Regions from separate parts of the Mus musculus genome. Here region 1 is linked to region 2. Evidence: chromatin loops called from intact Hi-C (ENCODE). Cell type or tissue: left cerebral cortex. All regions are shown on one strand. Each heading gives the region's core, and the rest is flanking DNA. Links, peaks and the distances in the headings are about the cores only.

Region 1 (7,477 bases), core at 3,300-5,799, 50 kb after region 2:
GCTGGGAACCAAACTTGGGGTCCTCTTCAAGAAAAGCAAGTGCTCTAAACTGCCCAGCCATATCTCCAGCCATGCACCTCATCACCACTGATTTTACAACTCATGTCATTAGGACCTTTATCCCTGTTTGTATCTATCACTACAGGAAGCTCAGGGCTATCAGTCATCCCTTACCTCCCAGGCTTGCACGCCCTACATCCTGTGTGGTTCTCTCCATAGCTCTGTCTTTCTTCATAGCCGGAACTTCAACCAAGATACAATACTGTAAAAGTAACTTTTATTTGCTAGATGTAATTGTCACCTCTGAGGCTTACTGCTGAATAAGCTCACCCTTTCTAGCTCTTTCTGTACTCTGACTGACTGGTTCAACTCAGCTGTTTTGGCCCAAACTCTTCTCCAAGCTAACTGATTCAAAATGACTTCTTTAGGCTTCTGACTGAGTTGCTCTGCTTGGTCTCAAACTAACTCCGGCAATCTGTTCTAATCTTCTGGCTCCTTCTCATTCTCTGGCTTGTTCTATCTTCACCTGAAACCTATCTTTGTAAGACTATCTCAGTAAAACTGCCTCTGATGACTGTATGGAACTGTAGGGAACTCACAGAGGACCTCAACTCCACTGCAATAACTGAACGGAACTCAGCTATACTCCCGAAGAGCCCAAAGTAATTCCCAGCATTGGTCTGTATCTATTGTATATATCACTACATTGTATCTATCGCCCCCATTTCACTGCATATCCTCTAGCCCTACATTCTTTTCAGCTTCAGTAAAACCACCTGGCCTGTGTTAGCTCCATAAAAGCTGAGATAAGACTGCTGCCTTGTTCAAATAGCCTTGAGCCTGTACAAACATCCTGCTATCATAAAAAGTCACATGCAGGACTAACCCTCAATTTATGAATTCCTTCTTTCCCACCCCCTGAACATCGGCTTGTGGTTTTATGCTTTAAGAACCTGCTCCCTCCTTCCAAGGTTGAGGCTTCAACTCCCTATCCTGACTGCCTCCCTAGCCAGCTAGAAGTGCTTCTCGAGGTGAATAAAGTTGCTTCTGGTTTGTTTCTGACTCTGGTGGTCCTGCCCTCATTATTAACACAACCCTAGACCCCACCCCACCCCAACACTCCACTCTGAACTACACCAAACTGACTCAACTGACTTACACTCACGAATTGTTCTCCACTCACACACCGTTGTTGGGGATTAAGGGCGTGTCTGTATTCCAGCCGGAGCGATTAAAGATGTGTGTCATTGAAGCCAGATCACACAGACCTAGAAGGTCTTAGGCTGTGATCCCTTGTCAGAGCAGCCGTGTTGCTGGATTAAAATTCCTCTACACAATACAGCCAATCTACATGTTCATCTCCCATGGTAAGGGATAGAAGGGACTCCCAGGTCCAAAGGAAACTTCATCTTCCCATATTCCAAAAGGCAGAAAAGATAAATGGTCAGCTGTGGTACCTATTAGCATAACACAATTGACGTTGGCTTCCAGGGTCCCAACATCACAAGTGGCTGTTACACATTGCAGAGTCCATACTAGCATCCCCAGCTCTCCTCACCTCCTCCCCTGTCCCAAACTACTGAGAAGACACCTTCAGGGTGTGTCCATGAGCAAGTGATGGCAGGCTTTCGGTATTGTCATTTCTGTGGCCCTTGACCAGTTTTCTTTTTCTTTCTTTCTCCCCCCCCCCCCCACCCCCCGAGACAGGGTTTCTCTGTATAGCCCTGGCTGTCCTGGAACTCACTTTGTAGACCAGGCTGGCCTCAAATCCAGAAATCTGCCTGCCTCTGCCTCCCAAGTGCTGGGATTAAAGGCATGCGCCACCACACCCAGTTTATTGATCAGTTTTCTACTGTAATGCAAATGTTTGTAAATGCTTGTCTTCCCAAAAGGTGATTCCCAGGGATTATTATATTAAAAAGCAAGCTCCTCCGGTGGGGAAGGTCAAACAGCCCTCAGTGACAAAGGGTAACCCTTAAACAATGGATCAAGTGTTCTCTTGCTGCGGATTGGTTCAGACTGGAATGACAACTGGATCTGGGGAGGCCTTACGGAGGCAGGACTTCTGAGCAAGAGAGGAGACACAGGCAGGGAGCAGAAGGGAGACAGACGGGGCTGGAAGCATACAGTGAGAGCCACGAGGAGAGACTGGGAGGGGATAAGTCAGGATAAGTTAGATGAGCTAGCTAGAGACTGGCCCCAGCAAAAGGCCACAGCTTTAAACCAAATAGATACCTCTTACCTCTGTGTCTTAATTAAACTTCAAGTGGGACAGGTCAAGTTATTCATTCTCATTGTGGCCCTGCTATTTCAACTAGGTCCCCCCCCTTTTTGCCTACTCTTCCTCTCTCCCCCCCTTCTCTTTGTCTTCCTTGCTCTGTCTCCCTCTCTCTTCCTTGCTCTGTCTCCCTGCTCCTCCCCCCTCCCCCGCACTCTTTTGTTCTCTCACACTCTTCCTCTATTCTCCCTCCATCCCACCCTGATCAGGTGCAGTCCGATGCCCATCTTCAGTCTTTCAATCTCTCCCCTGGACTCTTCCAGATGCCCCTGGATGTCTCTCCCCCGTACTCTCCAATAAAAACAGTCACCCTGACTGCAGCCCACATCAGTTTGTCCATCAGGTGCCAAGACTGAGGAGAGGCATACAGGACATAAATGGACTCTGCCTCTCCTAACCAAACCACGTTGCTAATTTGACTCTCCTAAGGTGTGGCTCATTTGCATCTGCTGGTTTCTACCACCCACTACTTTCCACTCTAGATTTTAGGGTCTGCCTCTCCAACGGCTTCTTCCCTCCCTGCCTCTCAGCTGGGATCAGGTCGTCTCTTGGAGCCTGCTATACACCCTGGGTGCCCATCAGGTGCAGATGCTCTGCCCCTCTCCTCTTACTTGGGTGTCACCTCAGAGCCACCTGCTCTGGCTCCTAGATCCCGCTACTGCTACGAAAGTCACATAGATACATCAGGCAGCGTCTGACATCCTATGGAAAGAGATGTCTCTCCTTTGTGATTTGGGCATCTCTCCCTGGCACGTTTCTCTTGTCTGCTTGAGGGTGCCCTGGATTGAAATTCTTGTCATGAAAACACTTCCCCTTCTCTCTCCCACCTTTGCTCTCCCTCCCTGCAAGCTCTCAGCTTGCTTCAGGAGCTTCCTGGAATCCTTGCTCTGGTGGAATTCCTGTTTATGACTCTTTCCCTAAGCACATTTCCCACTAGGGGCTTCCTGCTCTAAGATAAATATGTGCTTCCAGTATCTTAGAGACAGAGGGGCTCTTAGACAGTGAAATCCTCCCTCTGTTTGTGACAAGTTTCTTAGGCGCTCTTACCCCATCTTCTCTCCCGCTTGTGCTGTCTCTATAGCCATGAATTCTTCCCAGTTAGAGCACTTCTCACCCGCTTTCTCTAATCTCTTCCTCCCAAGAAATCTATTGTCTTACAGCAAGCAGCTTGGCCTCAGTACAGTTCCAATGGCCAAAGATGATAGACTTAATTTTCAAATTCTCACAGATTGTAACAACTCCTGCCACTGTACAAATAAATAATCCCCAAATCCTTTTCTTCAGACTTTCTCTGCTCTCCGCTCTCAAAATACTCTTCTGTATGGGGCTCCTTTGTCTCCTGTTCTTAAGTCTGAGCCTTCTTCGCTCTCTGCTTGTTCTAGTCCCTCCCTCTAATCACTGGATTTAGTCTTACTGGATTCAAAGGTCTTTTGGATATGGGTAATATTTTAAAATTTGTTTTATGCTGTTCTACTCCATAAAAAATAGTTGGCTCTGTAGTTGGGTTGTAACACTCCTTCTCCAGACCCATTCCTGTGTATTTAAAAGTTTCCTCCAAAATCTCTGTCTTGGGACAGGCAGGCCACCTGACTTTGTGACTGGGAGAAGGATAACACAACAGAGCTTTAAAACAGCTGCAAAGTAACCTATTCCCAACATCTCATATCCTCTTCTGGGGTTACTCAACTCTCCAAATACTCCCCTCCCTTAAGTCTCTAAAACTTGGGCCAAAGTATAAAGTTTATCTCAAGATTTGTAAGGACAGTTGTGTAAAGTCATTGGGTGTAGTTTAAAAAAATCTATAAAATCCCTAACCAAAAGTCAGTTTAAAGCTTATAACAAGGCAGGTGGAGAGATGGCTCAGTGGTTAAGAGTACTGAATGCTCTTCCAGAGGATCTGAGCTCAATTCCCAGCACCTACACAGCAACTCAAAACTGTCTGCAACTCCAGTTTCAGGGGGTTCTGACACCCTCCCTTTGGCATACATGCTGGCAAAAGACCAATGTGCAGAAAACAAAAATAAGAAATTATTTTTAAAAAACTTTTGTAACAAAAAAGCTGATAGTTTAAAAAAATCTATACATAGGTAATCTTAATTTGCTAAAGCATGCTTGTATGTAACTTGGAGTCAACTCTTTTTTTTTTTTTTAATGTGAGTACATTGTAGCTGTCTTCAGACACACCAGAAGAGGGCAGCAGATCTTATTACAGATGGCTGTGAGCCACCATGCCGTTACTGGGAATTGAACTCAGGACCTCTGGAAGAGCAGTCAGTGCTCTTAAGCACTGAGCCATCTCTCCAGCCCCTGGAGTTAACTCTTGCTTATAAAAATAGGACTTATTGTTGGCATTCCTTCTAGGCTCTGCCCAACAGTTACCTGGCAACAGCCAGGTGGACATGGCTTCCTATAAAAGGGCCTATTTATCCCCTCCTCTCTCTTACTCTCTCTGGCCCTTCTCTCTCTGACTCTCTTCTTCCCTGGCCCCTTTTCTTCCTCACTCCCCCTCTCTATCCATGTGTTCCTGGTTGGCCTCTTCTCTCTCTCTCTCTCTCTCTCTCTCTCTCTCTCTCTCTCTCTCTCTCTCTCTCTCTCTCTCTCTCTCTCTCCTTTCTCAATTCCCCCTTCCCATGCCCTAAATAAACTCGGTTCTATACTATACCATCATATGGCTGGTCCCTCAGGGGGAAGGGATGCCTCAGCATGGGCTCACAGGGGCACCCCTTCCATCTCACCATACCTGGTTCTACAAAACACATCCCAGTTCTCCTTTTCGTAAAACACAACACTTATTATCAACATATGTTTGATGAATAAGGTATGTTTGATAAATAAGGCTTATAAACTCCTAAGGCCTACTCAGTTTGGAAGAAATGGACTTGAAGGTATAGGTCTAGCCTCTTTGTCTTTGCTAAACTTTGCTAAGTTTTAGCTACTTGGATAAATGGAGTTATACAAGAAATCATATTCTGTAATGTTACACTATGAAACAATCAGGAAAGTAAAGTTCTCTGCTGCTATTTAAGGGTTGTTTTTGTTTTTGTTTTTGGTTTTTTAGAGGCAGGGTTTCTCTGCGTGGCCCTGGCTGTCCTGGAACTCACTTTGTAGACCAGGCTGACTTTGAACTCAGAAATCTGCCTGCCTCTGCCTCCTCCGGAGTGCTGGGACTAAAGGTGTGTGCCACCACCGCCCAGCTTAAGTTTAAGGTTTTAAACTTTATTTAAACTGTATTTCTTTACAGTGACTGCTCCCACTAATCAATTTGACTCTACAATTCCTCCAAAACCAGCTCTGGCCTACAAAACCAAAGGATCCTCAACTTGCTCACTGCTGAAAGGGGAGGCACCGGCTTCCTCCTCAAAGAATGCTGTTATTATGTAGAGCAGTCTGGCCAGGTGGAAGACCATATTAAAGACTTACTGAGCTGAAAGGACTCTACAGCCTCCAGGAGCCAACTCTTTTACAGAATTCTTGTCCTGGTCCTCTTTGAGGCCATAGCTCTCACATGTCTCTATCCCTCTGATTTCCATATTCCCTGTAATAATGATTGTCCTCTGTCTCTTTCAGTCCTTTCGGGGAAGAATTGATGGAATTACCCAATGGTCGGCAAACCGGATGCTTCTGGTGGAAATTCCTCAGGTCTCCTACCCTTACCTTGTGTACTCCTGCTCTCATCTTTACCACCTTGAACCCTGCTTTGGATCAGCACTCTCGACTGCTGCCAAGCAGCCTGCACTTCCCTGGTCTTAGGTGGTTCTTCAGAACCTGGGAACTGAAGATGTTCCCTGCTATTGCCTGACTCCCTTCCCCAACTCCCAGCCTTGGCCAGTGTCTTAGTTTGGGTTTCTAGAGCTGTGGAGAGACACCAAGACCACAGCAACTCTTATAAAGGAAAACATTTAATTGGGGCTGGCCCTTACAGTTTCAGAAGTTTAGCCATGGCAGGAAACATGGTGGCATGCAGGTAGACATGGTGCTGGAGAAGGAGCTAAGAGTTCTACAGAGTTGATCTGCAGGCAGCGGAAGCAACTGTGTGCCACACTGGGCCTAGCTTGAACTTATGAGACCACAAACCCACCTCCACAGTGACACACTTCCTCCAAGAAGGCCACACCTACTCCAACTAGACCACACCTTTTATTTATTTGTTTGTTTGTTTGTTTGTTTATTCTGAGACAGGGTTTCTCTGTGTAGCCCTGGCTGTCCTGGAATTCACTCTGTAGACCAGGCTGGCCTTGAACTCAGAAATCCACCTGCTTCTGCCTCCCAAGTGCTGGGATTAAAGGTGTGTGCCACCACTGCCCAGCTACTGCTTCTGCTTCTGCTTCTGCTTCTGCTGCTTCTTCTTCTTCTTCTTCTTCTTCTTCTTCTTCTTCTTCTTCTTCTTCTTCTTCTTCTTCTTCTTCTTCTTCTTCTTCTTCTTCTTCTTCTTGTTTTTAAAGAATTATTTATTTATTTTATATACATGAGTACACTGTAGCTGTCTTCAGACACACCAGAAGAGGGCAGCAGATCTTATTACAGATGGTTGTGACCCACCACGTTGTTGCTGGGAATTGAACTCAGGACCTCTGGAAGAGCAGTCAGTGTTCTTAAGCACTGAGCCATCTCTCCAGACCCCTAGGTCACATCTTCTAGTAGTGCTGTTCCCTATAGGCCTAACATTTAAACCCATGATTCTGTGGGGGTCATTCCTATTCAACACACCTGGCATTCCAGCCTTGCTGAGCCCTGACAAGCACATCCAGATTTCAGCTGAGAAGCAGTTACAGAAGAGATAATGTCGTCCCCTTTCAGCAACAAAAGGCTGGGGCCTCAGATCCGAGGAAAACTCCATTTCCCTAAGTCCCAAAAGACAGAAGGGACAGATGGCTAACTGTGGTGTCTGTTAAGCATCTCAAAGCTCAGGCTGGCCTCCAGGCTACTTCAGTGTCACAGTACCTGTTACACATTTCAGAGTCCACGGTAACATCCCAGCTCTTCTCCCCTCCTCCCTTCCTCTCAACTCCCTCCAGTTCAGGACACCGCCGCCCCCATTCTTCTTATAACACTGATACTTCAGCGATCTCCCCCCTTCTGCCCCTTCTCCCTCTCTCTTCCTTGCTTTGTCTCCCTCTCTGTCTCCCCACGCCCACCTCTCTCACTCTCTTGCTCTCCTGTGCTCTCCCTCTCTCAAGGCCCCAACTTTGCTCCTGTTTT
Region 2 (7,477 bases), core at 2,596-5,095:
AGATGAGGACAAGGACAATGAGTAGGTATCACATGAGGGTCACATGGGCCAGGAAACTTAATGGTGTGTGTGTGTGAGTGTTGTGAGTGTGTGTGAGTGTGTGTGAGTGCGTGCCTCTGTGTGTGTGTGTGTGTGTGTGTGTGTGTGAGTGTGGTGTTGTGAGTGTATGCGTGTGCATGTGTGTAAGTGTGTGTGTGTGTGTGTGTGGTGTGTGTGTGTGTGTGTGTGTGTATGTGTGTGTACAGTGACTGTGCAATGGACACGGCGTGCTGGGTCAGGCTGAGGTGCAGATCATCTTCTGTTTCTAAAAGCACCATCATGATGGATGTAAAAAGGTTAGAGTCCTGAGTGAACTGTCTGGAGATAGCAAGGAAAGGAAGGCAGCAGAGAGGAACGGAATGGCTGTGCCCCGGATAGCAGAAGATAGAAAGTAGGGGCAGAGGCTTGGCTTTTATATCAGGCTGAATCTTGACTCTGCAGCTTACTGTGTGACCTCAGCTAAAGTGCTTAACTTCTTGTGCCAAATTTCTTGGCTATAAAGGGACCGTATATATACCTACCTCCTAAGGAGTCCTTAATGGGGCTAAATGGGCTCATCTATGCGGAACGAACAGCTGACACGCTGGTGTTTTTATGCTTAGTACTGCCCTAATGCTACCAGCAGCTTATTGGGACTTACAAAGGATGTGCATGTTAGCCCCTTACCTGAAACTACCTGTGTGTCCTGAAAGAACACCCACTGTCTCCATCATGGATATTCCTGTACACAACAGCTATCCAGCACAGTTAGCCCCTTGCCTGCTGTGTTTGAGCATTCCACCAACTTCTCGTGCTGGAGGTGGGTACTAGCCACTCCTGGGCCCAGGCCATTGCCAACGTGCCCCCCATCACACCCCACCCCTTACCACCCTCTAGACTCTAACAGGCAGCTGGGCTTCAGCCAGTCTCCTTTCCCTTCCAGATCATGCACAAAACTCTCATCGTCCAGTGGAGGTAGACTCCGTGCCCAGCGTGCCTCTGAGTGCGTAGTTCTTTCATGGTGCCTGACTAGAGAAGGACCCTCTACTCACAGAACACACACCGCCAGATGGCTGTAAAGCCCTGACAGGACTTGCTTCCTGGTCAAAATCAAACTAGATCTAGGGAGAGAGCGAGCCCAAGCTAAGATGCGGGATTTGGGCCTGTGTGGAATTCGGTTCATCTAGAGCTGGATGTCGGGGTGTACACAGAAGTGGGGACAGACATGGCAGACAGGTGGGTGCTCAGAAAGCTCGGGGACTGGTAGGACTTCTCTGTCTTCCACTGTCTTCGTTCTAGCCCTACTTCTTCCCACCTCACCTGGGTCCCTGCCTCTGCTGCTTGGGCCCCTTAGACATGTTGCTGTTATTTGCTAGTAAGAGTCCTGCAACAGCCTGGCACCCCTTCTTGTTATCACCCATGTCCTCCACAACCCTAGCCTGGCCATTTCTTGAAATGGAGACATAGGTATTTCCTGTGAGAAGATGGCATGTTATCTGCATCTTGGAAAAACTACCAGTTGCTCCTTCTAACGCTCATGGGCTGTAGCCAGGAACGCACAGAAGTCAGGCTAGGTAGCAACTGGTCAGTGGGTAACACGGCGCCCAGCCCCCCTCCGCCTGGGCTGTGGCTATGCGGACTCACACAAGCACAATGACACACCTTGATAGCTTCCTTTATCTCATAGACATCAAACAGGACCGGGGTCTTCATCAGGGCCAGGATAGTCTTCTCAAAGTTTCCCGACAGTTCTGATTTTAGGTCTTTGATCAAATCCTGATTGGATAAACAAATGAAAGCTCCACAGATGAAGAGCGTTGGAGATGATAGAGCCGACGGTGTCAATACCAGCCACGGGGAGCACCCTGAGCTGGAGCACTAACACAGGCAGTACTCGTGTACTGGAAGCCTTTTCCTCCAAACACTTACACCAACTAAACCTCCCAGGAGGCCCGAAAGCAGAGGAGGGGCAAGTGAGGCCGGGCAGGGAAGAAGTGTTGTATCTACAGGCTTATCTTGGCAAACCTACCCTAACTAAGCTCATGGTCATCCTGGAGGTCCAGCCTCAGCAGAGTCAGTGGGCCTGGAGCTGTGCTGGCGCAGGCCCTCACTGTCTTCCTGCCCTCCCTCTCTGCACCTCACCTTGCCATAGGCCGTCTTGAAGGATAGGAGGATCTGCTGACGCTGCTTGTTGGACCGGCTCCCCAGGCAGTCGATGATGGCCTGCTCATCCGTTCCTAGGAAAGAGGCAGGAGTAGGCACACTGTGGGATATGAGGATGCTCAGTGGCCATGGACTCTCCCGGCCTAGGGCCTTCCATAACACAGCTCCTCCTCCATCTCCCAGGGGCCTACACAGTGACCTGCACAGGGAACTAGGGGCAGGGGTGAGTTTGGAGTCAGTCTGCTCTCTTACCAAAGCCCTTCATAGCCTTGCGCAGGACCTCGGCATCTCGCAAGGGGTCAAATCCAGAAGCAGCAGTGATGGTACCTCGGTTTCCAAACTACTCAGACAAATAGCCACAGGTAAGATGACCCACCCATGCCGCCCCGAGGTGTAAGACTCTTCTACCTCTTCGTATCCCACAAACACCCCCTTCTCTAAGCACTGAGGTACCTAAAGGAGCAGGAAATCAAAAGCACTGGACAAATAGCCCCAAGGTTCACGGGTCAATGTGGTGTTTAGGAAGTAGCGGCTGGAAAGATATTAGGTCACTAGAGACGGAGCAGGTCCTTGAGGGGAATATTGGGGCCCGAGCCCCTTTCATTATTTACTTCCAGTCTGCTATGCTTTGGTTTACCAAGTGTTCTCTGCCACAATGTTCTGCCCACCACAGGCCCACAGTCACAAAGCCAAGAAGCCATCGATGGAAACCATGAGCCCTAATCAACCTTCCTCCTTTTAAGGTGTGCTCCCCTCAGGTGTTTACAAACAGGCTTATTGTAGCCTAGTGAGTGGCCTTTCTAGTGGCTAGAACACGCTGGTTATCACCGCAATAAGGGGCATGATGGGGAACAGACGGGAGCAACAGTGGGCAGCCGCTCAGGGTGGGGAAGAGTGGGCAGTGTTGCAGTGGAATGAAAGCAAGGAGGTGATGGACCCTCTAGAATAGTCTAAAACTAGGCAGCCAGCGCATACCACCAGCCCTGTGCTTGGCTGGTTTGGCCATGTAACCATGACAATGAATTCCAGGCATTGCTAACACAAACTGATCTCCAGAATGAGCCAAAATAAATCCTGGAGGAGCTGCCAATCTTCCCTATCCAGAGAGGATTCTGAGACTCCTTCACATTTGTCTAGGAAGTCACAGAAGGGGCCTACTGGGCATGAGGCCATGATGCTGGAAGCCTCTGGAGTAATCTCACGGAAGAGCAACCACCAGGGCTGTGCTTCCAGACCTTGTGTGTTTGCCTTCGGTGGGCACACAAGAGAAATTAGAGCTCTTTTGTATGTTGTAGCTGGAGGCCTGAGCCTTCCCTTCAATCCTCTAAGAACTTGTTGGCTAGACCAGAGATCTGTGCTTGAACGCAGTTTGGACAAGCACTTACCTGGGCTGGTGGCACAGCAGGGGTGATGGTACTAGATCCCGAGTATCCTGGGTAACTTGGCACTGGCTGCTGCCCAGGGGGTGGCATTGGTGACTGCCCAGGATAGGTCATTGGAGGCTGCCCAGGATAGGCCCCTGGGGGCTGCTGCCCAGTGGGTGGCATAGGCTGGCCTGGCACAGGGGCCCCTGGGTAGGCTGGATATGAAGGCATCCCAGGAGGTGGGTTTCCTCCTGGGGGCGGATACATTCCATAAGGAGGGACAGGCTGCTGGGCAGGAGGGGGCTGCCCAAAGCCACCAGGAGGGACTGGAGGATAGCCACCCCCAGGAGCCCCAGGATACAGATTTGGCACGTTGGCTCCTCCAAATGTTCCAGACATGTTGGCTGCCTGCCAAGTACACAAAACAGAGCCTGAGAAACATAGGCCCAGAAAGACAGCACCTTGTCTGTTTACCCTTCCCTTATAGAGTTCTGCAATGGCTCTAGGCAGGGAGCCTCCTACAGAACCGCCCCCCACCACTCCCCCAGCACTATGTATACCTAGCAATAGATGCAGGCATCACAATGCTAGGCTCAGCACACAATGCTAGGCTCAGGCTTGCTGCCACCCCACTATGGGACAAGAAGGACAATCTGGCCACTGATGATGGTACACTGGCTCAGTGTATGCAGGGCAGCTGGGCTCTGACATGGACTCTGCATGTGAACCAGAACTTCTAATCTGTCCCTTCTGCAAGAAGCATGGGAACCTGAAAGAGGAAGCTACTTCTTCCAACCAAGAGCCACTAACTAGGTAGAGCTAACCACTCAAAGACCCAGAAAGTACAGGGGTTCCTTCTGCAGGCATGAGGTGGCCCTGTCACACCAGTCTGCTAACAGTCAGTCAAGGTGAGGTAGGTGAGGCCCGGCACATGCCCAGAACAAAAGCCTGAATCCTCACCTCAGCCTCTTATGCCACTGAGAAATGGGTCCCAATATCTTCATCCCTCACCCTACCTATCCCTCACGTCCCCTCTTTAATGACCAAGGCCTGCTCACTGTCCCCAAGGTCATCAGGTCCACGGCACCTTAAGGACTGGCCATCCCTAGAAATTTGCATAGTACATTTCTCTACCATGTCAGATCTTTGTTTGAGGTCTCCTCCTCCTCCTCCTCCTCCTCCTCCTCCTCCTCCTCCTCCTCCTCCACAACAACAACAACAACAACTTTTCGAGACAGGGTTTCTCTGTGTAGCCCTGGCTGTTCTGGAACCTGCTCTGTAGACCAGGCTGCCCCTGAACTCCCAAGTGCTGGGATTAAAGGTGTGCACCACTACCACCTGGCTCAGGGTCCCTTTCCAGTCCCCACCAGCACCTCTGAACCTCTCCTGTATTATTACTGTCCTGTCCATCCCTCCCGCCCTGGGCTGGGGCTTGAGTTTATGGCCTCACATATTCTAGGTAAGCACTCTACTACTAACAGTACATCCCCATTCTCTTTCTGCTTCTTTTTCTTTTCCTTTTCCTTTTCTTTTTCTTTTCTCCTTTTTATTTTGAGACAATGTCTAAGTTGTCCAGGGAGGCCTTGAACTCACTTTGTAGCCCAAACAGGTCATGAACTTGGGATCCTCCTGCTTCAGTTTTCCAAGAAGCTAAGGTTAGAGGCCTATGCTATCAGGGCCGTGTATCTACTTTCCTAGCTTCTTGCTCTTCTCTCCCTCCCTCAACCACCTCTGCCCTTCCCTCGAAGACCGGGCCTCTCTATGTTGCCCAGGCTGAGTTTGAAGTCTTCATCTTCACAGATTCACCTACCAAATGTTAAGCATTTGCTGTGATGCCCAGAAGTGCCTGCCACTGATCAGTATTGTCACCTGCTAACTTACATCATGTCCTGTCTCCTTGACACAGATGCTAAGTGTGCCTGGACTGAGATTTGTGTGTGCGCAGATGCATGTGGAGACAGAAGTCCTCCTTTTTTGGCACAGTATTTATCACTGGTCATGGAATCACCATGTAGGCTAGACTGGCTAGTCAGCCAGTCCAATGGATCTGCCAGTCTCTGCCTCCCTAGCACTGGGATTACAAGGACAACGCCTGCCTTTGTACACATGGGTCCTGGGAACTGCACTCGGCCTAATGCTGGTATGGAATAAGCACCTTAGACCTGGCTATCTCTCTAGCCCAGGGGTTTTGTTTGCTGCACTCACATATTCCCAGCACCTAGAACTGGGCCTTGGCATAAATTTGGGTACCTTCTAGTAGCAGTGTTTCCCCTAAACACACATTTGGTTTCCGATTATAAAATAACATCCTTTAAAAAGCAAAACAACAAATAAAAGCATGTACATTCTAACCTACCTGCTTCACGGCACCAAGACCCAACCAGAACAGCCTTGTACGTGCTCGCCCCCGCAGCTCTCCACACATATGCTCACCTCCCTGCAGGCTTCGTGCTCAGCTCATGAGAAATTCCCAATAAACTTCCTGCAGGCACCAGCCTAACCCAATCTCCTCGGACCTGAGAGACCTTCAGTGCCAAGAATCTCTTCCTCTAATATAGATGGGGGGAGGGGGGAGCCAGAGTAGGGTGGGTGTTAAGTAGATGACCTCATATTCTAAGTTGCTGCTCAGCATTCTATGCTCACAGAAACAGGCATGAGGTCTCCCTGAGAACTTGGGGTAAGCAGCCTTGATCCCTATAGCCCTGGCCCAGGGATACCTTGGCAGGGGCCTGACTTACCATGCCTGAGAGGTAGTCCTGGTTGAACTGCCCCGCATAGTTGGCTACGTTATCCAGCCCGATAGGGGGCATGCTGGGAGGAGGGTAGCCAGCACCTCCCCAGGGACCACCACCTGAAAGCAACACCAAGCCATTATTAGCTCTGTATCCCTGGCCCACTGACAGAACAGAAAAGAGGGCTGCAGAGGGGCTGCTGTGATAACCAAGGAAGACCAGCATCCAGCCAATGTTATAAAGACCCAGAAAGAATGGAACAAGAGGGCCAGGGAAAGCAGAGGAAGAAGGCAGGTCCAGCCCCAGTGGGGAGTCAGGCATGCTTTGTCCTCTCAAAGCCAGCACCACTGGGTGAGAGGACAGATCCATCCTTAGGCTCTGTGCGGAGCTGAGCATGTGACAGCCATGGACTCCAGGAATGCTGAGGATTCTCAGATGGAGAGAAATGAAGCCACGTCAGAGGGCAGGGACACTGTGAAGGACGGTATCAAGGAGCCCGTTGGGAGACCACATGGCTGGCTGTGTGTCCTGGGGCAAGGCTCTGAACCACTCATTCATGTCTGCAGAAGTGTGACCTCCAGCTGCTGAGGTAAGGGCTGAGGAGTTGACATGTGATGTCACAGACGGCAGTGTTTTTGCTGAAGAGGGGACTGAGGTCACTACTGCCAGATCAGAGAAAGGTCTAGCTTGGCTAGATATGCTCTGTGACAGTGATCAAGGTACTTCCCTGGTCCGTTTGTTCGTTTCTGCTGGATTCCCTCAATGGTAACTATCTTTGCAGTGCAGTGGCCCCTGTCTCCTTACCCAGAATCCCTCAGTTTCCTTACTACCATGGAAACCAAATGTTTTCAGGAAACAGTTCAGGGTAGGGCAGGGCAGGCGAGTCTTCAGAAGGAAGATTAGCTGAGTCACTGCCCCAGTTGGGTGGTCTCACCCCATCACCAGGGGATCCTGGAAGCCATGGGGAAGGGGATACAGAAAGGGACAGTGGCCTTTGGTATTGGCCTCAGTAGGAGAGACCCCGATGCTGCAAAATCCAAAATCATACTCCTTGAAACAGAGTGGGTGTGTTAGTAGCAACACTTTGCAGGATACTCCTGTAGGTTGTGACTCCCTGTCTTGTCCCCTGGGGACAGCCAGGGGAGGGAAAGAGCCGTCAAGCTATTTTGCCAAAGAGAAAGAGTCTCAGAGTAGAGCAGG

The links. A loop is a pair of places that touch in the nucleus more often than their neighbours do. Peaks named below come from ENCODE experiments on the same cell type or tissue, not always from the same donor. Only the 100,000 strongest peaks of a DNase experiment are listed, where the experiment ranks them.
Region 1: it touches region 2 in a loop (2.0-fold over the local background); 6 of 42 quality-filtered maps call a loop at or near these places.

Annotation. Positions count from the first base shown.
Region 1 is chr14:25,819,774-25,827,250 of GRCm38, reverse strand. No RefSeq gene overlaps it. Among named protein-coding and RNA genes, the nearest start is that of Anxa11, 19 kb to the left of the region's middle. In left cerebral cortex, for the core only: a CTCF peak has its summit at 4,495 (motif pointing right); no DNase peak of the experiment used is centred there.
Region 2 is chr14:25,868,988-25,876,464 of GRCm38, reverse strand. It overlaps Anxa11 (annexin A11), which reads right to left. Exons shown (of 15, transcript NM_013469.2): 3 at 6,284-6,396; 4 at 3,567-3,953; 5 at 2,434-2,521; 6 at 2,161-2,255; 7 at 1,681-1,794. Among named protein-coding and RNA genes, the nearest start is that of Plac9a, 30 kb to the left of the region's middle. In left cerebral cortex, for the core only: no CTCF peak of the experiment used is centred there; DNase peaks (open chromatin) are centred at 3,261 and 3,955; H3K27ac peaks cover 949 bases.